Linked DNA regions of Homo sapiens: region 1 is linked to region 2. A link is an interaction called in ENCODE POLR2A ChIA-PET data of the cell type or tissue named here. Cell type or tissue: PC-9. All regions are shown on one strand. Each heading gives the region's core, and the rest is flanking DNA. Links, peaks and the distances in the headings are about the cores only. Region 1 overlaps MARCHF5 (membrane associated ring-CH-type finger 5). Region 2 overlaps CPEB3 (cytoplasmic polyadenylation element binding protein 3).

Evidence for each region. Peaks named below come from ENCODE experiments on the same cell type or tissue, not always from the same donor. Only the 100,000 strongest peaks of a DNase experiment are listed, where the experiment ranks them.
Region 1: POLR2A ChIA-PET joins it to region 2 with 5 read pairs; 4 of 35 experiments call an interaction of 5 or more read pairs at or near these places.

What each region holds. Positions count from the first base shown.
Region 1 is chr10:92,327,550-92,332,938 of GRCh38, reverse strand. The region is part of intron 2 of MARCHF5 (membrane associated ring-CH-type finger 5); the gene reads right to left. Among named protein-coding and RNA genes, the nearest start is that of MARCHF5, 39 kb to the right of the region's middle. In PC-9, for the core only: no CTCF peak of the experiment used is centred there; DNase peaks (open chromatin) are centred at 2,808, 3,728 and 4,968; H3K27ac peaks cover 3,783 bases.
Region 2 is chr10:92,246,605-92,251,993 of GRCh38, reverse strand. All of the region lies in intron 1 of CPEB3 (cytoplasmic polyadenylation element binding protein 3), which reads left to right. Among named protein-coding and RNA genes, the nearest start is that of CPEB3, 42 kb to the left of the region's middle. In PC-9, for the core only: no CTCF peak of the experiment used is centred there; no DNase peak of the experiment used is centred there.

The sequences.
Region 1 (5,389 bases), core at 94-5,093, 81 kb before region 2:
CCCGCCTTGCCCTCCCAAAGTGCTGGGATTACAGGCGTGAGCCACCGCACCCGGCCAACAAATGTGAATTTTATTGAAGATATCAAGTAATACAACAAACTTGATTAAAAGTATGTGGGAGGCTGGGTGCGGTGGCTCACACCTGTAATCCCAGAACTTTGGGAGGCTGAGGCAGGTGGATCTCAAAGTCAAGAGATTGAGACCATCCTGGCCAACATGGGGAAACCCTGTCTCTACTAAAAATACAAAAATTAGCTGGGCATGGTGGCGTGCGCCTGTAATCCCAGCTACTTGGGAGGCTGAGGTAGGAGAATCACTTGAACCCAGGAGGTGGAGGTTGTAGTGAGCCAAGATTGCGCCATTGCACTCTAGCCTGGGCAACAAGAGCCAAACTCCGTCTCAAAAAAAAAAAAAAAAAAAAAAGGATGGGGAATCCTAATGCGATAGTAAAGAGTTTTACCTCTTTCTCTAGCATTCCCCACTGTTTTAAACACTACACTTTGGAGGCTAGGTCCAAGAGCCCCAGAAAAGTCGCTTATGTAAGTTTCATCTCTGATTGACTGCTCTGCTGGTAGTTTGAGATTTCACCATCTTTATGTAAGAACAAACATCCTGCAAACTTACGCTGTAAGTTACTTTGCTTAATAACAAAAGGTTAATCATTAGATTGTAAAGAAGGGATATGTTCTTGGACAACTTTTTAGATAACTAAGTTAATTATATATATTTTATTGTAGAAATGGTATCTTGCTATGTTGCCCCAGCTGGTCTCAACCTCTTGGCTTCAAGTGACTGGCATCCCAAAGTGCTGGGATTATAGACATGAGACACTATGCCTGGTCCAAAATAGTATCTGACCAAAAAAAGAAAAAAAAAAGGACCCACAAACAAACCAACTAACCCAAACAACCCTGAAGAATAAAAGACTTCAGGTCAAAGCAGATGAGTGATTATATATATACATATATATATACGATTATATATATACATATATATACGATTATATATACATATATATGATTATATATACATATATATGATTATATATACATATATATGATTATATATAAAAACATATATATGATTATATATGAAAATATATATGGTACATAGTTATATATGCTATATCTATAAATTCATATATTGCATTTCCATGATTAATCACTGAAGATCACCACAGTAGTTCCTTATGATTATATAATTTATGCCAAGGGAAATTTTAAATTTATACTCATAAAATAATAGGCTACAGAATACTTGTGAGCTGTAAGGTCAACTACTAAGTACTTATTAAGCATCTATTGTAAACACATTTTACTACGTATTAAAATAAATGTAAATTATATTTAACACACTAGCTGCTGCCCCCTAGGAGTCTACAATCTAGTTAGGGACAAACAATATACATAAAACAACTGAAAACTTCCAATGCAAAATTAATAAAGATATGATAGTATGGTACAAACTATACAGATGTTAAGAAAATTTTAGGTAAAGATTATGGGGGGGGAGGAGGTAAGGATACAAACAGTTTTTAAAAATTGCTGTTTGTTTTGTTTGTTTTTTTAAATAAATGAATCTTGACCTAAACTTGAAGTCTCTGATGTGAAAAGAAGGCCAATTCCAAGTGAAGAAGAAAAAGCACAACTGAATCAAGGTAAAACCAAGCAGGGCATGCTAAGAAGAGCCTTCTAACTGGAAGTGAAAAACTTTGCTGAAAAAAGTCACCACCACCAATCATCCTTTATTAACACATAAAAACAGCTGGCAGCACTAATTATGCACATACTACATATATGCCAGTTAACTGTATAACACAGTCTTTTTTTCTTTAAACATATGTGTATATTTTTCACATTTTCCATGATGATAATATAATTGTTCTTATTAATAAGAAAAACTGTATTTTAGAAAAGAACAATGAGTTATAAACTTCAGGTAACCATTACCCTGAGGAAGGTAACCTGACATTACCACTGAATTTTCTTCTTCCCTGTATATGAGAAGGTTGTGTATTAGGCTCATTAGGCTGTAACAAAACAAGGTGGGTAAGGATTAGGTTGGGTCTGCTGTGTGAATTGGGACAAAGTGCCATCTCTGGGCCTGAATTTCTGCATCTGTACAATGAAGGTGTTATGTATATCAGAGTTTTTGTAAAAATTAAAATAATTCATATGAAGCTCTTAGTACTTAATGTTACGTAGTAACGATCTTGTGTCAGCTATTATTTCTTCCAGTTCTAAACTATATGGTCACCCCAAAAGGGCAAACGATGTTAAACATTATAGGACAGTGGAGTAGAAGGCATAATCAAAGACAGCAGGTGTCTGAGAAAAAACTTGTGGTATATAGCTCTGGAATACAAATAAGACAATTTCAGGAAATCCTCAGGTGAGAAATAAAGAATAGGTGCCCTTTTCCTTAAAGATCCAGGACAAGGAGCAAAGGAAGGAGTCAAAGGAGCCAAGAAATCTGGCAATGTAAAGGGAAAATGAAGACATCAAGAGAATTTAGATTCTCTTGATAAAGAGCAGTTATCCTCCCCTCCTTTTAAAAAAAGATTGTATAGTTATGTTTTGGACCTGTAATTCAGCTACTTTTATTCATATACAGTGTGTACCCAGAAAGTCTCACACTGTTGAAAGATACTTCTTAAAACTAATCTACTTTTAAGACTTAGGGAGCAAGACCAAACATGATCCAGCAGTAAACAAAAGGAACTCTTATTCTGAAGGTATCCTAGTCATTTGCCTCACAAGAAGGTAACCAATGAGGGCTACAAAAGACTAAATGAAGGGCCAGGCATGGTGGCTCATGCCTGTAATCCCAGCACTTTTGGAGGCCAAGGCGGGTGAATCACCTGAGGTCAGGAGTTTAAGACCAGCCTGGCCAACCTGGTGAAACCCCGTCTCTAATAAAAATACAAAAGTTAGTTGGGCGTGGTGGTAGGAGCCTGTAATTCCAGCTACTCGGGAGGCTGAGGCAGAACTGCTTGAACCCGGGAGGCGGAGGTTACAGTGAGCCAAGATTGTGCCATTGCACTCCAGCCTGGGCAACAAGAGCAAATCTCTGTCTCAAAAAAGACTAAATGAGTTCTCTAACTATAAACTTTGACAACAAAGATTATTCAAAGACTAAATCACTATGGAATAGGACTTAGGTTTTTAAATTTTTCTTTATTTTGATCATACATAGGAACTTCTATATAGCAAAGTAAAAAGAAAACATTTCTCTGAAGGCTAAGTGTAAATATTACTAGAAACTTTTATTAATATGAAGAGAGTACTTGAGTTCTTAAGTCCATATTTGTTTTTTAGGTAGTGAAATAAACCAATGATATATTTTATGAGCAGGCAGAAAAGAAATAGGTTGAGTTCATGTGAGTGACAGAAGGCCATGTGGCTAGAGGAAAAACAATGGGGAGTATTTTTATGGAGTAACTGATACCTTGGGATTTATCAGTCAAAAATATAAAACCCCCATAAAATTGAAGCCATGAAGTTTTAAGTTTGGGGAAAATATATTTCTTACTCTATAGTACCCTTTTACAATCTAAGTATTCTTACTTTAAAATGGTTTAGCCTCCTCACTGATAAAGAAATGTGTATTAAAACTACAATAAGTTATCTTTTCTTAACAGACTGGCTAAAATCTCAGTTTGCTAACACATCCTACTGGCAAAGCATGAGGAAATAGGCACACTCACATATTGCAGGTGAATACACAAAATGATTCAGCACCTGTGGCAGGAAATTTGGCAATACCCAGCAAAATTCTATGTTCAATTTACCCTCTGACTCAGCAATCTCTTCTTGATTGATAACATAAATTTTCTAAGCCAATAAATGAAGAAAGAATGAAAACATTAGAGTGACAATGTTTTGTATTACTTAATGAAACAATGGACCTAGAGGCAATGAAAAATAAATTATCAATCTCTGCTAAAACTAGGTGGAAATGAATAGGCAACTTTACTGAATGGATCAGGCTGATAACACCTATACACACTGATCGGTCTTATCATAAAAAGAACAACTACACATTATGTGCCTTGTGATGTGATGCAATAAGAAGCACACAAACTATCTATCAGATATTCCTGTAAAAAAAAAAAAAATATATATATATATATATATAATAACCTCACTGACAAGATCTAAACACCAGTTTACACAAAATGCAGAGGATAGGGCAACATATTAAACAGCCAAGTGTTCGTAGTGTATCAGCATAACAAAGCCCAGGAAATGAAAAATTCTATCATAACAAAAAAAGGAAAAATGTCTAATATAACTCTACTCAGAGTTCTACAAAATGAGAATGGAAAGAATGGGGGAAAAGCAATATCTGAAGTGATAAAAGCCAAGACTTTTCAAGAATAACCACTTAGGTAGAGAAATAAAGCATAAAACTTAAAGGAAAAAGTAGGACAAATAGAATGCACAAAATCTGATGATAAAAATCCAGCTATATCAGTATCACAATAAATGTAAAAAAGAACCCAAAAGAATTAAAAATAAAAGGATGAGAAGAGATAAACAGGGCAAAATCAACACCACCATTGAAAAAGCTGGCAAAAAAGGGCAAAAAAAAAAAAAAAAGTAACTTTACAGTGGAGAAATGTGGCAAACACTACAACAGCCAAATAATCAAGGTCATAGCCAAGAGGAGTGTAAGGAGACATGACTAAATGTAATGTGGTATCTTGGATAAGATTCTGGAACAGAATAAAGACATGTGAATTACATTTAGTCATGTCTCCTTACACTCCTCTTGGCTATGACAGTTTCTCAGACTTCTTTGCTTTTGATGACCTTGACAATCTTGAGGAGTACTGACCAGGTATTTTGTATAATATCCCTCAACTGGAATTTGTCTGGTGTTTTTCTCATTATCTCTTGGAGTTAGGAGTTTCAGGGAAGAAGACCAGAGAGGCAAAGTGCAATTCTCATTGCATCAGATCAAATGTACATAATACCTACATGAATCATTACTGGTGATAATGACCTTGATTATTTGGCTGTTGTAGTGTTTGCCACATTTCTCCACTGTAAACTTACTTTTTTTTTCCCTTTTATGCTAGCTTTTTCAAGGGTGTTGTTGACTTCGCCCTGTTTATCTCTTCTCACATGAAACTGCGATATATTCCTTTTCCACAAATGAAATATTTCATAATAAAAGAGAAAAAAAATACCTGAGTGAGCATTCTGCTGAGCTTTGGTCAATGCTAAGGCAGCAGATATAACTAGTTCTGTGTATTGATAGCAGCATGTTGGCAAAGGCAATGGGGAAGCAGGCACTCCAATACACCGTTGGGAGATTAAATGGGTGTAATCTCTACAAAAGCCAATTATAGGATATCCATTATGTTATAAATGCACATACCTTT
Region 2 (5,389 bases), core at 76-5,075:
TGTCTTACTTATGGTTACTGGTTTTGTGACTTCTTTTTTTTTTTTTTCTTTTTGAGATGGAGTCTTGCTGTGACACCCAGGCTGGAGTGCAGTGGCGTGATCTCGGCTCACTGCAACCTCTCCCTCCTGGGTTCAAACTATTCTCATGCCTCAGTCTCCCGAGTAGCTGGGATTACAGGCACCCATCACCACATCCGACCTTTTTTTCTTTCTGTTGGTGTCCCCTTCCAGGATGGGACCTGTTTAATAAATTGTTGATTCTCCCAGGTTTTCTTTTAAGGGCTTTTTTGTTTATATTTTACAATTAGGCCTACAATCCATCTGGAATTGATTTTTGAATATAGTGTTGTAAGTATAAAGGTCTCTTTTTTGCCATATGGATATTCAGTTGACTCGAATACCCTTTATTGAAAAGACCATCTTTTCATTACTGCTTCGTCTTTTCATTACTGTTACTGTTTTTGGAATTCTGGGGATCATACATAGATCCACCTATTTCTAGACTTTTTAATTTTGTTCTGTTTATTTGCTTATCCTGTTCCAATAACTTTAAATCTCAGTATTTAAAGTCAGTTAGCAAAGAAGAGAGAGAGAGAGAGAGAGAAGAGGAGAGAAGAGAGAAGAGAGAATACAATCCCACATGTTAGAAAACTAAGAAAGGACAGCATGAAGGAAGGAGGAAAAGGGAAGAAGGTACAGTCATGTGTTGCTTACCAACAAAGGGGATACTTTCTGAGAAATGCATCGTTAGGTGATTTTTTTGTGTCAGTTGTCATAAAGTGTACTTACACAAACCTAGATGGTAGAGCCTACTACCCACATAGGCTGTATAGTACAGCCTTTTGCTTCTAGCTTACAAACGTGTACAGCATGTTACCCCACAGAATGTTGTAGGCAGTTGTAACACAATGGTAGGTATTTGTATATCTAAACTTCAGAAGGGTACAGTAAAAATACAGTATAGGCTGGGCATGGTGGCTCATGCCTGTAATCCTAGCACTTTGGGAGGCTGAGGTGGGCGGATTGCCTGAGCTCAGGAGTTCAAGACCAGCCTGGGCAACGAAAGTTTCCCAAGAGATGGGAGTGAAACTCCATCTCTATTAAAGATACAAAAAAAAAAAAAAAAAAAAAAAAATTAACTGTGTGTGTGGTGGCAGGCGCCTGTAGTCCCAGCTACTTGGGATGCTAAGCCATGAGAATTGCTTGAACCTGGGAGGTGGAGGTTGCAGTGAGCCGCAATTATGCCACTGCACTCCAGCCTGGGCAACAGAGTGAGACTCTGTCTCAAAACAAACAAACAAAAAATGGTATAAAGGATACATATATTAAAAAAGGTACACATGTATAGGGCACTTACCATGAATTGAGCTTGCAGGAATGGAAGTTGTTCTAGTGTGAGTCAGTGAGTGAGCAGTAAATGAATGTGAAGGCGTAGGATTTTACTATATACTACTGTAGACTTTATAAACATTGTACACTTAGGCCACACTAAATTTATAAAAAGAACTTTTCTTCAATAATAAATTGACCCCCCTCCAAGAAAATTGACCTTAGCTTATTGCAATATTTTAACTTTTTAAACTTTTAAATTTTTTTTTTAAAAATTGGCCGGGTACAGTGGCTCACGCCTATAAATCCCAGCACTTTGGGAGGCTGAGGGTGGGCGGATCACGAGGTCAGGAGATGGAGACCATCCTGGCTAACACGGTGAAACCCCGTCACTACTAAAAATACAAAAATTAGCCGGGTGTGGTGGAGTGCGCCTGTAGTCCCAGCTACTCGGGAGGCTGAGGCAGGAGAATGGCGTGAACCCAGGAGGCCGAGCTGGCAGTGAGCTCAGATCGCGCCACTGCACTCTAGCCTGGGCGACAGAGCAAGACTCTGTCTCAAAAGAAAAAAAATTGACACTTGTAATAACAGCTTAAAATAAAAATATATTGTATAGCTATATAACATATATATATATATATATGAGATGGAGTCTCACTCTGTTGTCCAGGCTGGAGTGCAGTGGTGTGATCTGGGCTCACTGCAACCTCCGACTCCCAAGTTCAAGCGATTCTCCTGCCTCAGCCTCTGAAGTAGCTGGGACTACAGGTGCCTGCCACCACGCCCAGCTATTTTTTTGTATTTTTAGTAGAGACAGGGTTTCACCATGTTGACCAAGGCTGGTTTCAAACTCCTTACCTCAAGTAATCTTCCTGCTTCGGCCTCCCAAAGTGCTGGGAATACAGGCATGAGCCACCGCTCCTGGCCCAAAAATATTTTTTATACCCTTATTCTATAAACTTTTTTCAACTTTTAAAATTTCTAATTTTTTTTTACTTTTTTATTTTTTATTTTTATTTTTGAGAGTCTCACTCTGTTGCCCAGGCTGGAGTGCAATGGTGTGATCTCAGCTCACTGCAACCTCCACTTCCCAAGTTCAAGTGATTCTCCTGCCTCAACCTCCCGAGTAGTTGCGATTACAGGCATGCACCACCTTTCTACTAAAGAGTACACTGTAAAATAATGATAAAAAGTAAATACATGAACCAACAACAGTAATTTATTATAATTATCAAGTATTTTGTACTGTACATAATTGTATGTGCTATAATTTTTTTTTTTTTTTTTGAGACGGAGTCTCGCTCTGTCACCAGACTGGAGTGCAGTGGCACGATCTTGGCTCACTGCAACCTCTGCCTTCAGGATTCAAGAGATTCTCCGGCCTCAGCCTCCTGAGTAGCTGGGACTACAGGCACGTGCCACCATGCCCTGCTAATTTTTTTGTGTTTTTAGTAGAGATGGGGTTTCACCATGTTGGCCAGGATGGTCTCAATCTCCTGACCTCGTGATCCGCCTGCCTTGGCCTCCCAAAGTGCTAGAATTACAGGCATGAGCCACCATGCCCGGCCTTATGTGCTATAATTTTATAAAACTGGCAGCACAGTGGCTTTGTTTACACCAGTATCACAACAAATACATGAGTGATGCTTTTGCACTATGACATTGACAGCTACAAAGTGAGGAGGTGATTGGAATTTTTCAGCTTCATTATAATCTTTGGGACCATCATTGTGTATGTGGTTTGACTGGAATATTGTTAATGCTATGCATGACTGTATATCCAGAAAGAGTGGTCAGTTATGTCAATGTTGCTGCAAGGTCAAGCAAGATAGACTGACAAACATCCATTGGACTTAGCTCAGGGCGTCTATTATAATCTTGGAGAAACAATTTCTGTGGAAGGGCGGGGTGTGTGTCTGTTACTTCATGATGGTAATCAAATAGTCTGCATACTACTGAACATCATAAAAGCCAAAATGGTTTTCTATTTTATACCACTCCCCTTCCCATCCTTGCAGCTAAGGGAAAATTAATTGCTCTTCTAAATGAATTTAATACTTAACTTGAACCTGGCTGTTTTAAGTAATAGAAAAACTATGCTTTATTCATCCATCCATTTATCCGTATATTTAGCAAGCATGTATAGTGCACCTACCAACTACCCAGGACATATAAGCATTGTGCTAGGGATGTAAGTAGGGAAGGAAAAGAAGGAAGGAAGCTCAAAATGATGTATTTGACCCATGTACAGTTGTCCTTTCTTATCTGTGGGTTCCATATCCACATATTCTTTGATTCAACCAACCACAGATCAAAAATATTTGGAAAAAAAAGTGAATGCTTGCATTTGTACTGAACACGTACAAACTTTTTTTGTCATTATTCCCTAAACAATATAGTATAACAACTATTTACATAACACTTACATTGTATTAGGTATTATAAGTAACCTAGAGATGATTTAAAGTATACAGGAGGATGTGCATAGGTTGTATGCAAATACTATGCCATTTTACATAAGGAACTTACTTGAGCATCCATGGATTTTGATATTTGGTGGGGTAGGGGGTTTGGAACTACGCCCACAAGATACCGAGGAATAACTATGTATCTCAGTGAGTTAATTCTGTGAAGTATTTTTATAGCCTTTAATGGCTACTCCAAAGGGGTTTATGCTGTGAGGCAGAGGTTGCAGTGAGCCAAGATCACACCACTGCACTCCAGCCTAGATGACAGAGCAAGACTCTGTCTCAAAGAAAAACAAAAACAAAAACAAAACAAAGGATGGGGGGCAGTGGTTTAAGGTGAAGTTCTGTGATCTCAAGATAAAATTTCAGAAAGTGCCTCTTTTTTGGCTAGGTGCGTTGGCTCACACCTGTAATCCCAGCCTTTGGGAAGCTGAGGCAGGTGGATCTCTTGAGGTCAAGAGTTCGAGACCAGCCTGGTGAACAAGGTGAAACCCCGTCTCTACTTAAAATATAAAAATTAGCCTGTAATCCCAGAACTTTGGGAGGCCAAGGTGGGTGGATCACCTGAGGTCGGGAGCTCGACACCAGCCTGACCAACACGGAGAAACCCCATCTCTACTAAAAATACAAAATTAGCTGGGCATGGTGGCACATGCCTGTAATCCCAGCTACTCGGGAGGCTGAGGCAGGAGAATCGCTTGACCTGGGGAGGCAAAGGTCATGGTGAGCTGAGATCGCGCCACTGCACTCCAGCCTGGGCAACAAGAGTGAAACTCCATCTCAAAACAAATAATAAAATAAAATAAAATAAAATAATTAGGCTTGGTGGTGCGTGCCTGTAGTCCCAACTACTCAAGATGCTGAGGCAGGAGAATTGCTTGAACCTGGGAGGTGGAGGTTGCAGTTAGCTGAGGTTGTGCCACTGCACTCCAGCTTGGGCGACACAGCAAGACTCTGTCTCAGAAAAAACAATAAAAAAATAAAGAAGGTACCTCTTTTATGGTTAAGTAAAAAAACAACATTTCAGTAGAGAAGGGCTTTGTTCTTGTGGAGGGTTCTCTGATAATTTTTTCTTTTCTTCGTCTGTATTTATACCTTGGTGCTTATGTTCGAGTCATTTTCTTTTTAGATTTGAGGCTCATTTTAGGGGAAAAAAAGCAGAGATTAGTGTGTTTTTCAATACAATACAATCCCATTAAGTATGGGCAGTGTTAATTATGGTTTAACAAGGGTTAGAGCCAAAGTTTATTTTTGTCCATTGTGCATATTAATAGACCTGCACTTGGAGTTAGGTGGATTAACAAATGCCCAGAGAAACCATTTCAAGTCATAACTTTGAAAGGAATAACTTAAAAATTTCTATGTTACTGATTACAAGTTGACATCCTAGGCCGGGCGTGGTGGCTTATGCCTGTAATCCCAGCACTTTGGGAGGCCGAGGCGGGTGGATCATGAGGTAAGGAGATCAAGACACTCCTGGCTGACACGGTGAAACCCCGTCTCTACTAAAAGTACAAAAAATTAGCTGGGCGTGGTGGTGGGTGCCTGAAACCCCAGCTACTTGGGAGGCTGAGGCAGGAGAATCGCTTGGA